5 separate regions of the Homo sapiens genome follow, and regions 1, 3, 4 and 5 are each linked to region 2. A link is a contact called in ENCODE Hi-C or POLR2A ChIA-PET data. All regions are on one chromosome and are shown on one strand. Each heading gives the region's core, a stretch centred on a gene start or an enhancer-like site at or near the end of the contact. The rest is flanking DNA. Distances are from core to core; before and after follow the strand shown. Region 1 holds the start of LINC00519 (long intergenic non-protein coding RNA 519). Region 2 holds the start of FRMD6 (FERM domain containing 6). Region 3 holds the start of RTRAF (RNA transcription, translation and transport factor). Region 4 holds the start of NID2 (nidogen 2). Region 5 holds the start of LINC02319 (long intergenic non-protein coding RNA 2319).

Region 1 (2,700 bases), core at 191-2,690, 320 kb before region 2:
AGCAAGGACGAAATGAATGGAGCAAGGACCTAGAGAAAGTGAGAAGCTAAAGGATGAGGAGCCCAGGTATAGTACAGCTTTATAAAAAGGAACAGGAATATGTCTTTCTTTTCAATAGGAGGGAAGGTAAAACTGTGACGAAAAACACAGAAAATTTTGAGGAAAAACTTGAGAGAAGCCCCAAGAAATGATTTATTCTTCTTAGAATGACAAGAGATGAGTTGTCTTTGCAGGTAAGGCAGTCAGATAGTTATGTGTCTGAGGAGACTAATGCTGTTAGAAGTGCTGAAGGGCAACAGGAAAAGTTAACAGAAAGGATTGTCAAGAAGGAGGGAGGGCCCAGCCAGGATTTAGAGAAAATAGACTTGTGGGATACAATCTATGTGCTTTGGTGATTTTTCCCACACTACTTGGCAGCTATGGATAGAGGGAAGATAAGTATGGGTTTGCCAGATTCGATGATTGACAATCCAGCCATAGGAGGCAGTTTGGGAGTGAGCAATTCTAAGATTCCTGCAAAAGCCCTATTTAAATCATTTCTAATGGATTCCAGGCTGGGTAAGGGGCAAAAGAAGCCAGAAAGACTCTGATGAATGAGGAGACAAGAGAAGAATCTAGAAAATGGAGACTCAGTGAAGGTGAGGACAGATCAGCAGGGATGAGAGGGCTGTGGGGTAAGAAGTGCAGGAAGTAAGGTCAGGAAAGGGGATTTTCCAGCTTGAGCTCTTGGCCATGGAATAGTTCCCAGGGCCAAGCATACCAGTAATTATTTGTGGCTCAATTATTTCCTAGATCCTTGCTATCTGGAGGAAAAGTTAGTGGCTCTGAGCTGCAGCATGGGGTCTCTCAGCTCCTACTTTCTATTGTAAAAAGTGAGAATGTTAGCCTTGCAGAACTATTATCCTACTTTAAAAAAAGATACATATTAGGTGCTCAGCAGTTTACAACATCTCTGGTGATTGTGTCTAAAATTATCATATTCTAAAGCCATGAGGGGGTCTATCAAGGCAAATATTTTAACATCACTTGAGGACTTTGAGCCTTATTTCTTCAAATGCTTGCCCATGATTCCTGGAACCTTTGCTTTCTGGTTGAAGTCTTGGTTTAGCATGTGCAGCAAATAAAACAGAACACAGCCACTCCCTGAGAGCGTCCCCACCTCCCCTCTCCTCTCCTGTGACTTACGTTTTCCTCAGTGAGCTGGCTGCCACCTCTGCAGCTGCCCTTTGAAGCATTTCTCCAGAGTGGTGACTGTCATTAGCTGTGCTGCGGCTTGGCTGTTCTCCCTGCCAACTGTGGTTGTGTCTGCCCTCACTTTCCATAGGACGTGCTGGCAGGCTTGGTGCTTTACCAAATCACAGCGGCCTTTGTGGGTCTCTGTCAGCATTTCTTTCCTTTTGCTTTCTTTGTCTATGTTGTTTCTAGAAGGGAGCAGAACTTGGTTGCTGAGTCATCACTGGCTGTGATGTGGGAAGTCAGAACAGTTCTTTACCTTTTGTTTATTTGTGATCTCCTCCCTCTAGAATGCTGAGAGTGTTTTGAAGGAGAAGATTCATAGGAAGAAACAAATTTAACCAGGATAATAGGTTGGGATGGGACACACTTCCAGTCCAATCTTGCTGTCCACTTGGTGGTAGGGAGGGGTCAATTCACTGTGCTGTTTCATTGGGACTTACTTTGGCATCCTCATACTGAGTTAAGTGTAGAGAACACAGTGATGGGATTGCATTAGCCTTCAAAAAGATGCTTACTTGTGACTGGCCTACTTAGAAAAATGGAGTGGAAAAAAAAAAAGGAATGTTTTGATGCAGAAAGAAAAATAAGGTAGTAGAAGGTAGAAATAGAGAACTACAGTGAAGGACCAAGCAGATGGGCTGTATCAGCTCTAAAACGTCCCTGGACTGTGTTCTTCCTGGCCATGTCCTGGATTTTCCATTCCTGCTGACATTTCCAAGTCATAAATCAAGGAGGAATACTCGAAGAGCCTTACGATTTCGTTGAAATATGAGCAGCCAGGACATCCTCTGGGTGGAGTAGGACTTGCAGGTGCTGGAGGTGGGCGGGCAGGACATGAGTTGAACAGCAGGCAGGGATATTGGGCAGGGTGGCCATTGCCCATGGAGTCCAAAATTTCACCTTTTTATAAGAAACTTTGGGATTTGGGCCTATGAAGGACAGCCCAGTGAGTCATTTCTCCGGGGCTGGGATGGGAAATTACTAGTTTTTGGTCTTATGATTGTGAAAGTCTGCAGATGTGCAACCATAAGTCTTTTTTATTCTCCTTTACTCTGCCTTTTAAAACTTTACAGTTAACAAAACCTTCCCTATTCTGCCCCAAGTGGATCAAATCCTTTTTCTCTCATCTGACTCCATTATAGTCTTGAGAACTAGCTAGGCACTTTTCAGATTAAGAAGCTATGTCTTGCCCAAATTCCTGTCCTCGTGACAAGTTTTCCCCAAATCTAGGACCAATTCCTGATCAACTGCTTTACATATTCAGATCAATGATGGCTTCAGTTCTGTGCATATTCTAACACTTGACATGGACATCTATCTTAAGGGCTTAAGGACTATTCTTTTTTTTTTTTTTTTTTTTGAGACGGAGTCTTGCTCTGTGGCCCAGGCTGTAGTGCAATGGCATGATCTCGGATCACTGCAACCTCCGCCTCCCAGGTTCAAGCCATTCTCCTGTCTCAGCCT
Region 2 (2,700 bases), core at 98-2,597:
TTTTTTGTATTTTTAGTAGAGACGGGGTTTCACCGTTTTAGCCGGGATGGTCTCGATCTCCTGACCTCGTGATCCGCCCGCCTCGGCCTCCCAAAGTGCTGGGATTACAGGCGTGAGCCACCGCGGAGCAGGGCAGTTTTAAAGTTGACTTCTGAGAGCATCAGATTTTGGATAGTGTCCTTTCTCAGGTCCTGTTTCCTTGTCTCCTCATCCCATTTTAAAAGCCAGACACATAAACCCCGGCACTCCTTTAGCGAAGGGCTCAGTGAGGGCGTTTTTGCCACCCGTGGCCAGGGGTCATTGGGTCAGCAAAGTCAGAGGAAACCTAGAAAGGCAGAAGCCCAGGAGGTTGACGCCCTGCGGGTCTAGGGGCCAGGTGCTGGGTGTCTCTCCTTTCGTGTGCGGTTCCCAGCAGCAGGTCCTGGTGGGCGCAGACTGACCGGAGAGGTGTGGCTCGCCCCCTCCCCAGACCCCGAGGTGGCAATGAAACCTCCATCTCCTGGCTTGATTCCTTGTGCTATAAAAAATCTTCCACTGGCCCTTTGCATCTCTCGCCCTCCATCCCCCAAAGCCACTATCGGGAGGGGACAAAAATAATTTCTGAGGGGCCATGGGCACTAAAACCACAGCAGACAGAGGCTGTGTCTACCTGAGGAACTGGAGAGGTAGAATTAGAGGGGGAGGCTGGGCATCCTCGGCGGCGCCCCCTCCATCCAGCGTGAAACCCACGAGGCGCGGCGTCTCGAGTGGCGGGCGGGCAGGGGGCTGCAGGATTCACGAAGCCACCTCCGCCGGGGACCGCCTTCTCTCGGAGTGGCCTCCCCTCCGGCGTTCCGCTTTAGTAAGACGACACTCAGGCCAAACAGCCGCCCCCGGCCAGCCCGACTCGGCTCTGGAGGGAGCGCCCCGAGGGAGTCCAGCCGGAGGCGGAGAAGGCCACTCGGCCAGAAGGTGGGGAGCCGCCGGCGTCCCCTCGCACCTCCGTCTCCACAGCAGGGGGAAAGGCCCTGATCGCCGTGGTCCACACCACCGCGTCCACCTGAGGCTCGCCTCGCTTCCTGGGTCCCTAGAGGGGTGGCGTACTCCGCTTTCTCCTGCCCCCAAGTGGCCGCACCCCTCCGCGGGACGCTTGGTTGGGTCCAGGGCGGGGCGGGCGGGCGCTCCCCGTACTGCCGCGAGCTCAGCGCGCAGCTCCCGCGGCTCGGCTGCCGCCGCGGCCAGTTGGGGCGGGTCGGGGGCGGGGTCTCAGGGGGCGGGGATTCGGGGGGGCGGGTCGGGTCGGGAGGCGTGGGTGGGGGGCGGGGCGGACGCGGAGCGCCCCTCTGGCTGGCGGGGCCAAGGGGCTGAGAGGAGTGGGGCAGGCTCGGCGCCGGTAGGAAGAGTCAGAGGGGTGACCAGAGAGCCCAACGCCTGGTGCTCAAGACTTTCTCCGAGGTATGAACAAGAACCAGGCGTCTGGGCCCTTTCCGCTCGCCCCATCGCTCAGCCGCCGCGCCCCGGACGCCCGCTGTGCCCCCTGCCGGCGGGGCGGCGGCGGGACTGGGTTTCGGGAGGGTTTCTGGAAGTCGCGAGTCCCAGCGAAGGCAGTGCACCGCTCTCCGCCTCTTTCTTCGCCTTCTTCTCGCTCCCTTAGCTCTGGGTGTCGGGCACCGGTGGTAAGGTCGCTTCTCCGTGAGTCGGAGGTCGCTCACTCTGGGACGGGCGGACGAGGCCCTAGGGCAGCCGAGCCCGGCAGCGGGGGAGGCGTGGAGCTCGGGGCGGCTTCAGCGGCGGGGGCGGGAGGCTGGTCCTGGCTGCAGACTGCGCGCCTGGGCTCCGTGCGCGGTCCCTGGTTCTCTGCATCGCGGAGGTCCCCGGATCACAGGGCTCCCTGGCGGGCCCCGGCACCCAGGTCTGTGTCGCTGTGGCTGGGCGCCGGGACTAGCACCCGAGTCCCGCGCTCCCGGGGGCTGCGCCGTGCCGCCTGTTGTGCGCGCGCAGAGGCCGGACAGCCCGGCTGCGGGAAGGGACCCGAGCGCAGGGTCTGCCCCGCGTCCCGGAAAGTGCCTAGTCTGCGGAGCCGGAGGTTGAGCTGGGGCAGATCGGCGCCAGACGGGGGCCTGGGTGAGATACGAGTTGGGGGTGCGGCCTGCAGAATTTGGGTTTCTGGAGGAGCTTACGGCGCGCTGGCGGAGCCCCAGGCGAACAGGAGCACCGGATTCGGCTCCGGGAGGGCCAGGCACTGTCAGGTATGGACAGCTGCGGTCCACCCGTGTAAGTGTAAAGTCTACAGAGATTAAAACAACACCTCGAGTCCTGGGACAGCATAACCTAATGGTGCGGGCGTTTTCTTAAAGGCACGAATAGATGGGAAAATGTCAAAATAAGCATATTTTAAAGTTGAAAGCTGGCAGATTTTCAGGCCGTGTAGTTGTGTAGCTAGTGTCCAAAGAAATATTAGCTCGTTTTCCCCCTTAACACCTTTTCATTTTTATTTTTTTACGCAAAATCTGTTTTGCCAGTATTTCCCTCAGGAGCTGTGCATTGCTCACAGCAGGGAAGGAAAACTTCAGCAAGCGTTCTCAGGTTGCTTCTGACTTCCAGCCTGTGCTCTCCAGCATTTCTGAATGTGGAGAAAAAGTATCTCTTGCTGGATTTTCCGAGTATGATTCCCTTCTGTTCTTCTCTGGGACCGGGCAATGTTTGTTTATGGGTTTTATA
Region 3 (2,700 bases), core at 102-2,601, 340 kb after region 2:
ACTCCAGATTATAAGTATTTATTTACACATCTATATTTGTCATTATACTTAAACTTCCTGAAAATAGAGACTGTAGTTTACTCATTTGTATGCTCCTCAGATCCTAAGTGTTTAATTAAAATCTTAATTAATGAAATGAAATGAAACGTACATAGTTGGCTTACCCCCAAGAATTTCAATAGCTCCCCTTAGCTTGCCATGAGAGGCTTTTCCTTATCAGAGCCCTGCCTTTGTCTATAGTCTTATCAGCTGTCATTCCCTCTCACCCTCCAGCCCCTATAAGCTCTAGTCCCTCTGGGCCATGCTGTTGCTCATTTCTTGCCTTTATACATCCTCTTCCCTCAAACTAGGTTACCCTTTTGACTGCATGGTGAATGCCTCACCATCTTCAAGCCTTAGTTTATACTTATCTGTTTATTGTTTCCCTCATTAGCCTTTTAAACTCCATGAAAATAGGGGCCTGGTCTGTCTTGTTCACTGCTCTCTCTCCACTGTCTGAAAAGCAAGTAGAGACTGGATCAGGAAAGATCTTAAATACAATAAGGAGTTTTGATTATTTCTAGGGGGTAACCAGGAACCACTAAAACATAAGCAGAGAAAGTTATGTACAGGTTTTTGCTTTAGAAAAATCTCTCTCATCGCTGTATGGAGGAATGGTTTGGAGAACGCAGGACTGGCCCTAAGAAATCAATCAGATAATTAGAGTAAGCAAAAGTGATGAGGATCTGATCTGTGGCTGTATCAGTGGGGTCCGAAAGGAGGTGAGGGATTTGAGAGTTAGGAGAGACAGAATGGCAGGAATTGGTGACCTACTGGATGCTGTGACCGAGGGTGAGGGGGAGTGAGGGACGATCTCGGCTTCAGATTTCACTCTGGCTGAGGATATCTGGAACGATCGCATCGTATTAACAATTGTATGTTTACCTGTGGATCACTCCCAATTAGTCTGAAAGCATCTTACTATAGGGACCTTGCTTTGTAGTCTTTGTATTACCAGTGTTAGAAGAGCACCTGTTATGTAGGAGGAGTAATAAAATGAATGAATGCACTCAAAACACTAAACAGTAATTCTGTAATCCAACGGGAGGTACAGCGAATACCAAAAGCCTACATATACTATTCTCTGCATGCTATAGCAAGAAAGAAAGGAAAGTGGCTTCCCGGTGGTTTTCTGCCTATTGTACAACCAGGAAGCTGACAATAAAGTTTATTTGAGCGTCGACGTGCGCCGACGTGGCCCCGCCTCCCCAGCCGGAGCCGCGATTGGTGGGCATTTGCCGGCGGCCACCGCTTTTAAGCCACGATTGGCGAAGGCCGCCGTCATTTCGGAGCGACTCAGCGCCTGCCCGCCCTCTCGCCGCGTCGCCGGTGCCTGCGCCTCCCGCTCCACCTCGCTTCTTCTCTCCCGGCCGAGGCCCGGGGGACCAGAGCGAGAAGCGGGGACCATGTTCCGACGCAAGTTGACGGCTCTCGACTACCACAACCCCGCCGGCTTCAACTGCAAAGGTGAGGCGGCGGCCTCAGCCCGGCCGCGTGTCCCTGACCTGGGCGGAGGTCCCAGCCTCAGTGCCCGCACCCCACCTCCCCGTCGGGACCCTCGGCGGCCTGGTTTCCGCCGGCAGCCTCCGGGCCCCTCTCCTCTGGGTCGCCACGTACCTCGGCTCTTCGCCGCCCCTTCCCGCCTTTAAAGCCCTCTCACCTACTCCTGTCTCGGCATGTTACTTTCTGCACTTGCTTAACTCCAAGCATCACGTAACTACCTTCTCTGTACATAAAAGGGAGAGCATTCGTCTTTCTCACTCACTATTCAACTCCATGGTTCCCTGGGTAATTAGGCGATACCTTGAGCACCTGCTAATTATGGGCCAGCGCGGTGCTGGATTCTGAGGAAGGTGCTGAGTAACTTGAAGACTAGTTCACTGCCTGCCAGGAGCTAAAGGGACGAGGGGTGGAAGCAATCAGAACCCACTGAGCAGTTTGAGACAGTACACAATGAAATCAGGACCGATCACAGTGGGAGGGTAAGCGCGTGTAGTAACGGGCTAGTTGTGTTATGTGGTGTTGCAAAAAAGTTAATAGCAGATGAGTGGGAAGGTTGAATTGTGAATACAAAGGTATTTGGGATTTTACAGCATTAGAATTTTAAAAAGTAATAACGTTGCTACTCACTGTAACTAAACTGCTACCCACCACTACTCGTTTCCTTTGTATAGTTGTGGCCTGTGATAGACTGGTAAGTTTGAAAGTGATCAAGTATAACTTGTGATACTCAGACCACTGTGTAATTCTCAAGACCTTATAATGGAAGCTTGAATTTGACTCACAAATTGAAAATAATTTCTAAGCAGGATGACAGTGTTTTGTTGATCGCCTGTAGAAGCATATCAAATTATAATCTATTGTTTTTCTACTTTAACAAAAAAGTATCAGTGACAATAGAGCCTTGTTCTGGATTGGAATCTTTGAGTCTCAATGTTCTTATCTGTAAAATGGGATATTACCTACCTCAAAAGAGGTATGGGGAGGATTAAACGAAACAATTATGCACTTAATGTGCAGTTAACATTCCATGACAACAGTTGTCACAGTGTCTTTTTTGTCATTTAATTTCTTTTACTTATTATTTTGTTGTATATTTTACTTTATTACTTTGCTATAAATTTAACCTTGCCCTCCTTCCCCTTTCTGTCCGCAAAGGAA
Region 4 (2,700 bases), core at 70-2,569, 420 kb after region 2:
TCAGGTTCAGCGCAAGAGTAGGCTCAGAAACAACTCCGAGCCAGTCCCTGGGTCGCTGCCCCAGAATTTAAGCCCATCCTTCAATTTCCTCAGCAGTCAAATATCCCTGGTCACTTACCTCTCCCGAGGGCAGCGCCCCGCGCTTGACCTCCTCGTAAGCGCCTACCTGCTCCCAGGTGGCCAGGAAGGCGTGGGTGGGGGTAAAGCGCGCAGAGCGCGGGAAGCCAGCGCGCACATAGCGGGCGGCCAGGCCCAGCACTGCGGGGGAGGTGTCCTCTCGGTACAGGACTCGGCCTCTGCCGTGGCTCGTGTCGATGTCCGCCAGAAAAGGGGCGATGGCCGGGAAGTCGGTGGGGAAATCATAGTCCACATACTGCGTTTCCCTGGGGAAGTCCTGAGTGGAGATGATGCCGTTGGTGCCCACCTGGGAGAGGAGAGGGACAAAAAGGTGACAGTCGCTCAAGCCCAAGGACGCTACCCTTTCGCGCAGGGAGGGAAGGGAACTGACTTAGGCAAAAAGCCTCTCTCTCCTTCCCCACTGGCCAGGGAGTCTGGATTCAGGGAAACAAGCGCAACTTTTGCGACTGTCCCAGCTCCGCGCTGCAGTAGGTCCAGGGGCCCTAAAACTCGTTCACCTATCTTCTCACTCCCCTCACAACCCCGGAGCCCCATGTCCTCGGAGAGGAAGCCTCCAGGTCTGAAGAGGGAACACCCCAGCTCCGCAGACGGGCACAGCCTTCTCGCGGTCCTAACTGCAAAGCCCGCTGGCCGCCCTAGCAACGCCACCTTTTCTGCCTGGGACGCGTACGTGGCTGCGAACAATTCTTGCTCTCCCCTCCAGGTCATTCTTGCTCCCCTACAGCAGCGGGGCAGGCAGCGGCATCGCTCTCTGGCCGGGTACCACCGCAAGGGTGCTGGGGGGCTCCAGGAGTGGGGTCTGTTTCCTCCCCTCTGGAGGCAGGGTTTCCGTGAGACCGACCCCAGGGAAGAAGCTGCGGGAAAAGTGCCAGGAGGGGGCTGAACTTACGTAGAGGTTGCTGAATCGGGCTTCGTAGAAGTGCAGGGGATTCGCCAGCTTCACCACGGCTGAGCTTTCGTCGTCGCCTTCCTGCAGGAGCTGGTCCCCCCACGACTCCCCGTGTGGGAAGAGCTCGTCTGGGTGCAGCGCCGCGGCCCGCAACATTAGCAACGGCAGCAGCAGTAGCACTGGTAACGACGACAGCACCGGCCGCCCGGCCACCCGGTCCCCCTCCATGCTCGCTCGGCCGTGCGCTTACCCGCTGCACAACGCGTCCCGCCCCGGCCTCCAGCCCACTCTCCGCGCCGCGCCAGCCTCGAACCTGGATCTCCGCGGGCGCCTGGGCGGGGCGGGACTCCAGGCCCACCCAGCAAGCTAATTGGCTGAGGCCCTCGGCTGGGGACCAATCACCGGCTCTGAGAAAGTTCGGCAGTGGCCACCACATCTGGTTCTCGTTAACTTTTCTAAGGCAGCGGCCGCTGGAGCAGCGGGGCTGGCGGGGTAAAAGCTCCTGGCCAGGGCTGCCTGGAGCTGCCCCTTCCACTCCGCCCCCAGGGAGCTCCCGGGTCATCCTCTCATCCGGGCTGCCCCGCGGCCCCCAAGGAGCCCCACCCCCGGGACCAAATGGCCCGCAAGGTTTGGGGCAGCGGCGTTGCAGGAGATGAGCTCAGCGCAAAGGGAACCCCGCAGCGGCGAGTGCGGCTGCTGGCCTGCGCGCTGTGGCCCCAACAGGCTGGCAGGGCGCGGGCGGGTGGCGGGGTTGCGGTATGAGCTTTGCTCCCTGCCCTGGGGTCCCGGGCGCTCCTGGCTCTGGAGGCCTGGCCATCGGTCCGAAAAGCAAAGGGACATTGTCGTGGTCCCCTCGGCCGCTTCGCTCCACCCAGAGACGCCCTGAGGAGAAGCGAGCCTTTGTACGAAGGCAGAGGGCTGACTCCTAAGTTCTGTCCCCCTCCCGAAGGCCGGCCGCTAGGGAAGACTTGGCCACCCTCTGGAAGTACCTTCCCCCGGGAAAACCGCAGCAGGAAAGACCATGAAATACTACTGTGTGTGATCCGCTCCGTTTGGGGAGTAGGATGAGGCATCCCGCTTGGTTACCAGGCAGAAAGGGGCGAGTCGCGGGGATGGGAAGACCCTGATCTCTTGCCCATTGCTGCGGCCGTCGGAGATGCCCTCCCCCGCGGCCACGGAGGCGGTAACCTGAGCTGCTCCGCAGGACTGGAAACCGCACAACCTCGAAACCAGCTGCGCAGGAGAAGGGGAACCCCATCCACCATAAACATCCCCTCTGCGAAGCCTCAGGAGCTGGAGGAGATTTTATTACCATTTTTATTATCAAGAGCTTAAAATTTCCCAGACAGTCTGTTTTCTCTCCCAGGCCCCCCATGAGGTCCTTAAAAGCAAAGATATTTAAAAAGAACGAAAGAAAGAAAAAAACCAAAAAGCAAATCCTTGGAAATGCCTTAAAGGACTCTCCAGAGACACACTGCTCTTTGTAGGTGTTTATTCCTATGGGCCCACTGGACCAAACGCTAAAAAACGTGAAGACATCAGACTGTGAGACTCATAGAGCAGACACAAAATGGAAAACTGGCCCAAAGCAGTTTGCTTCCTCAGAGTGGAGAGTTGTATATTTGATGTTCCAAAAATATATTTATGCTTGCACATATATTTTCTCATTCTTT
Region 5 (2,700 bases), core at 183-2,682, 470 kb after region 2:
AAAAATTGGGAAATGTTATTGAAAGACCACCATCTGGACACAAGGGCTCCTTGGGAAAACACCACAAGAATGCAATAAGCCAAAGCTCGAAATTCTACAGAACCTATTATCTGATTTCTTCTACGAATGAATAGCATGAAAAGAAGAGAGGAACTAACGTGTATTTTGTATAGATCTTACTTGGTTTCCAACTCAAGCCAACTTCAAAAAAGACATTTTAGACAACAAGAGAAAGTGGATCACTGGGCATTACGTGAGGTGAAAAAATTACTAGTTTTGTTACATATAATAGTAGTACTGTTATTTGTTAAAACTCCTTATCTGCTAGCAATATATTTTGAAGACTTTACAGATGACATGATACTTCGAATGTGTTTTTACATATCTAGAAAAAAACTGGAAGGGACATAAGTGAAACAAACTTGGTCAGATATCGAAGTTAGGTGGTGTGGGTTCATCATACTATCCTCTAATTTTTGTATGTTTGAAAATATCCTTAATTTTTAAAGGTTAAAAAAAGACTTTATTTAGAAACACTAAAGAAGACAAAAATAAATGGAGAGATATAAGGATGCTTTAAAAAGGTAATTAATTAATTACATTATTTAAAAAGCACAAGAAGACAAGAAAGAATCCAGCTCAAATCCTATGTCCCAGGGTCCAGCAACTAGCAGGGTGTGTCTAAAATTCCCCCAAAGCCGCAGCTGAGGACCTGAACTGGAGGGCAGATGTCCCTCCACCCTCCTTCCTAGGGCAGCAATTAGCACTCCAGTCTTCTGGTTGGAGGCTCTTTGTAGCCTCATAGTTCACAGAGCCCTTTTGGACATGGAGTGAATAGTTGGTTACATTCTCCACATTATTATGCAGATGACATTGCTCATGGTGGATACTAGAGCTGGGGCAGCTGATGAGGAAATCACCAGGGGTGGCTCAGAAAAAAAAAAAATGACCTCCCTAAGGGACACTACAGGAAACCAGCCCCGAAGTGATTTCTTTTGAAATTCGGGGCAGCAGCAAGCTCATATTTCTTTTGGTTAGTTCCTTCACCATGGTTGCCAGTCTCAGTAAAGCTGAGTGTTCCTATCTCCGCCTCTGTCTCCCTCATCAGCTATTGTTTTACCTCACCCACCCAAGGTATGGGAGGCCTCCATTCCATTTAGAGAGCTCCTGGTGCTTCCTGGTGGCTGGTGATGATTCATTTTTATTCCCTTGAATCTTCCCCACGGCCAGATCATTGTTGTCCATATCCTTCCCTCCAGGAAACAACAAAAGGCAATATTTGGTCTTTTGGCTGGAGTCTATGCCGGACCAACACATCCCACAAATGGCTTGAGCTGAGGGTTCCTCCAGCCCCCTGAGATTTCCCAAAGCATTTCGAGATAAACTCTAATAGTAGGATACATTTGCTTTCCAGTTGAAGTGATGGGTTATATGATTCATCTGTTTCCTAAGATTTCCAGTTATAGTCATGAAATCTGGCCTCTGCCCCTGATGTAAAATCCTTGTGTTTACAAGAAGTAACCTAAGTAACCTACCACATGTTCAGAGTTGGAAACCTACTTCCTGTCCCCCGAGTTTGTAAACCCAGCAAGATATATTTTCTCTTTTCAGCCATGCTTGAAAAGTTGGTATAACTGAAATAAGTTTTAAATAAGGCAAATTGGAATAAACTCCAACTCAATGATTTCATCTTCCCAATCCTGCCCCAAATCATGGCCATATCAGTGGGATTTCCAATTGCAAACAGCACCAAACAACACCAAATTCATGTTAGCAAATTTTAAGGATGAGAAGTGACCTCAGCCATCCAGAATTGGATTTGTAGCAGATGACAAATAAGATGCTTAGAATCACAGACCATCAGAGATGGCCGACTTGAGCCAGCATCGACCCTCTCCTTTCACAGGTGAGAAAACTAAAGTCCAAAGACAGTCTTATTTTAAAGCCTAAATTGCAGGGGTAGCGAGTGAAACCAGTTTCAAAATGAGGTTTACCACAGAGGAGCCCAAACCCACTCTCTCACTCATGTCACATTCTGAAGTGTCCTTCTTACTGGTTTCCAACTCTTCACCTCTCTCTTCTTATCTCTTCCCCCTGCCCTCCACACTGCTCCCTGCTGCAGCCACTTTCTCTGCAGCACAGCCCTGATCATATCTCCCCTGGCTCAAAACTATTCCATAGTTCTCGGCCTTGGCTGTTCCCAATGACATTCCAGTTGAACTTCATACTTCACTCGCGTGCCCTGCCCAGTCCATATGGAAAAGTAGCTGCTCCCAAGAGATCTTTGTGCCTATCTCTTTTCCCATGTGATTTTCTCTGCCCAGAAGATTCTTTCTCTTTAACAGGCAAGATCCACCTACCCTTTAGGGGCTCGGTTCAGATACCATTTCCTCCACAAATGCTTCATTCACTCTCCTAAGTGAAAGCCAGTTCTCACCTTTTTGTCTCTTTGCACTGTAGATCTCTATTTTGGCAGGTAACACATTCTATTTCATGTAATACTGTAGTTAATTACGAACATTCTGCATCTTCCCACTTGACACTAAATTCCTGTAAGTGAGAAACTAGATCTTACTTACAACCCCAGCACAGTTATTTGTTTAGCGTGAACATCATTTTTTAAAATTAAATTGGGTTGAAATCCACTATCTTTGGAAACCCAACAGCATTTAGGCATATAATTCTAAAGAGCTGAAATTT

The links. A loop is a pair of places that touch in the nucleus more often than their neighbours do. ChIA-PET counts read pairs that join two places held with the same protein, here RNA polymerase II (POLR2A). Pooled maps may share reads with other maps.
Region 1: a pooled map shows a loop between it and region 2 (2.2-fold over the local background). The contact joins the promoter of LINC00519 here to the promoter of FRMD6 in region 2. A Hi-C loop is called at or near these places in 3 of 50 pooled maps. POLR2A ChIA-PET finds 5 or more read pairs at or near these places in 4 of 52 experiments (BJ, MCF 10A, SK-N-SH and 1 more).
Region 3: a map of B cell shows a loop between it and region 2 (19-fold over the local background). The contact joins the promoter of RTRAF here to the promoter of FRMD6 in region 2. A Hi-C loop is called at or near these places in 24 of 168 maps with a recorded cell type or tissue (B cell, CD14-positive monocyte, CD4-positive, alpha-beta T cell and 16 more), 29 of 37 single-sample maps with no recorded cell type and 36 of 50 pooled maps. POLR2A ChIA-PET finds 5 or more read pairs at or near these places in 2 of 52 experiments (BJ and OCI-LY7).
Region 4: a map of ascending aorta shows a loop between it and region 2 (2.9-fold over the local background). The contact joins the promoter of NID2 here to the promoter of FRMD6 in region 2. A Hi-C loop is called at or near these places in 2 of 168 maps with a recorded cell type or tissue (ascending aorta and cardiac septum) and 8 of 50 pooled maps. POLR2A ChIA-PET finds 5 or more read pairs at or near these places in 2 of 52 experiments (both WTC11).
Region 5: a loop to region 2 is called in a pooled map, with 2.6 times the contacts of the local background. The contact joins the promoter of LINC02319 here to the promoter of FRMD6 in region 2. A Hi-C loop is called at or near these places in 1 of 168 maps with a recorded cell type or tissue (sigmoid colon) and 8 of 50 pooled maps.

Annotation. Positions count from the first base shown.
Region 1 is chr14:51,326,945-51,329,644 of GRCh38, forward strand. LINC00519 (long intergenic non-protein coding RNA 519) reads right to left here and starts at 1,441. Exons shown (of 2, transcript NR_145423.1): 1 at 1,186-1,441.
Region 2 is chr14:51,650,563-51,653,262 of GRCh38, forward strand. FRMD6 (FERM domain containing 6) reads left to right here and starts at 1,348. Exons shown (of 14, transcript NM_001267046.2): 1 at 1,348-1,434. It overlaps FRMD6-AS1 (FRMD6 antisense RNA 1), which reads right to left and starts at 1,182. Exons shown (of 1, transcript NR_037676.1): 1 at 1-1,182. RefSeq lists an enhancer at 351-969 and silencers at 942-1,011, 1,142-1,591, 1,802-1,891, 1,902-1,961, 1,972-2,121.
Region 3 is chr14:51,988,195-51,990,894 of GRCh38, forward strand. It overlaps RTRAF (RNA transcription, translation and transport factor), which reads left to right and starts at 1,352. Exons shown (of 8, transcript NM_016039.3): 1 at 1,352-1,506. The coding sequence starts at 1,446. LOC105370497 (a long non-coding RNA gene) reads right to left here and starts at 2,390. Exons shown (of 3, transcript XR_007064166.1): 1 at 2,325-2,390; 2 at 1-495. RefSeq lists enhancers at 1,137-1,431, 1,772-1,831.
Region 4 is chr14:52,067,740-52,070,439 of GRCh38, forward strand. NID2 (nidogen 2) reads right to left here and starts at 1,320. Exons shown (of 22, transcript NM_007361.4): 1 at 1,028-1,320; 2 at 119-424. The coding sequence starts at 1,255. It overlaps LOC105378180 (a long non-coding RNA gene), which reads left to right and starts at 1,497. Exons shown (of 2, transcript XR_943864.4): 1 at 1,497-2,700.
Region 5 is chr14:52,124,065-52,126,764 of GRCh38, forward strand. It overlaps LINC02319 (long intergenic non-protein coding RNA 2319), which reads right to left and starts at 1,433. Exons shown (of 3, transcript NR_187197.1): 1 at 1,130-1,433.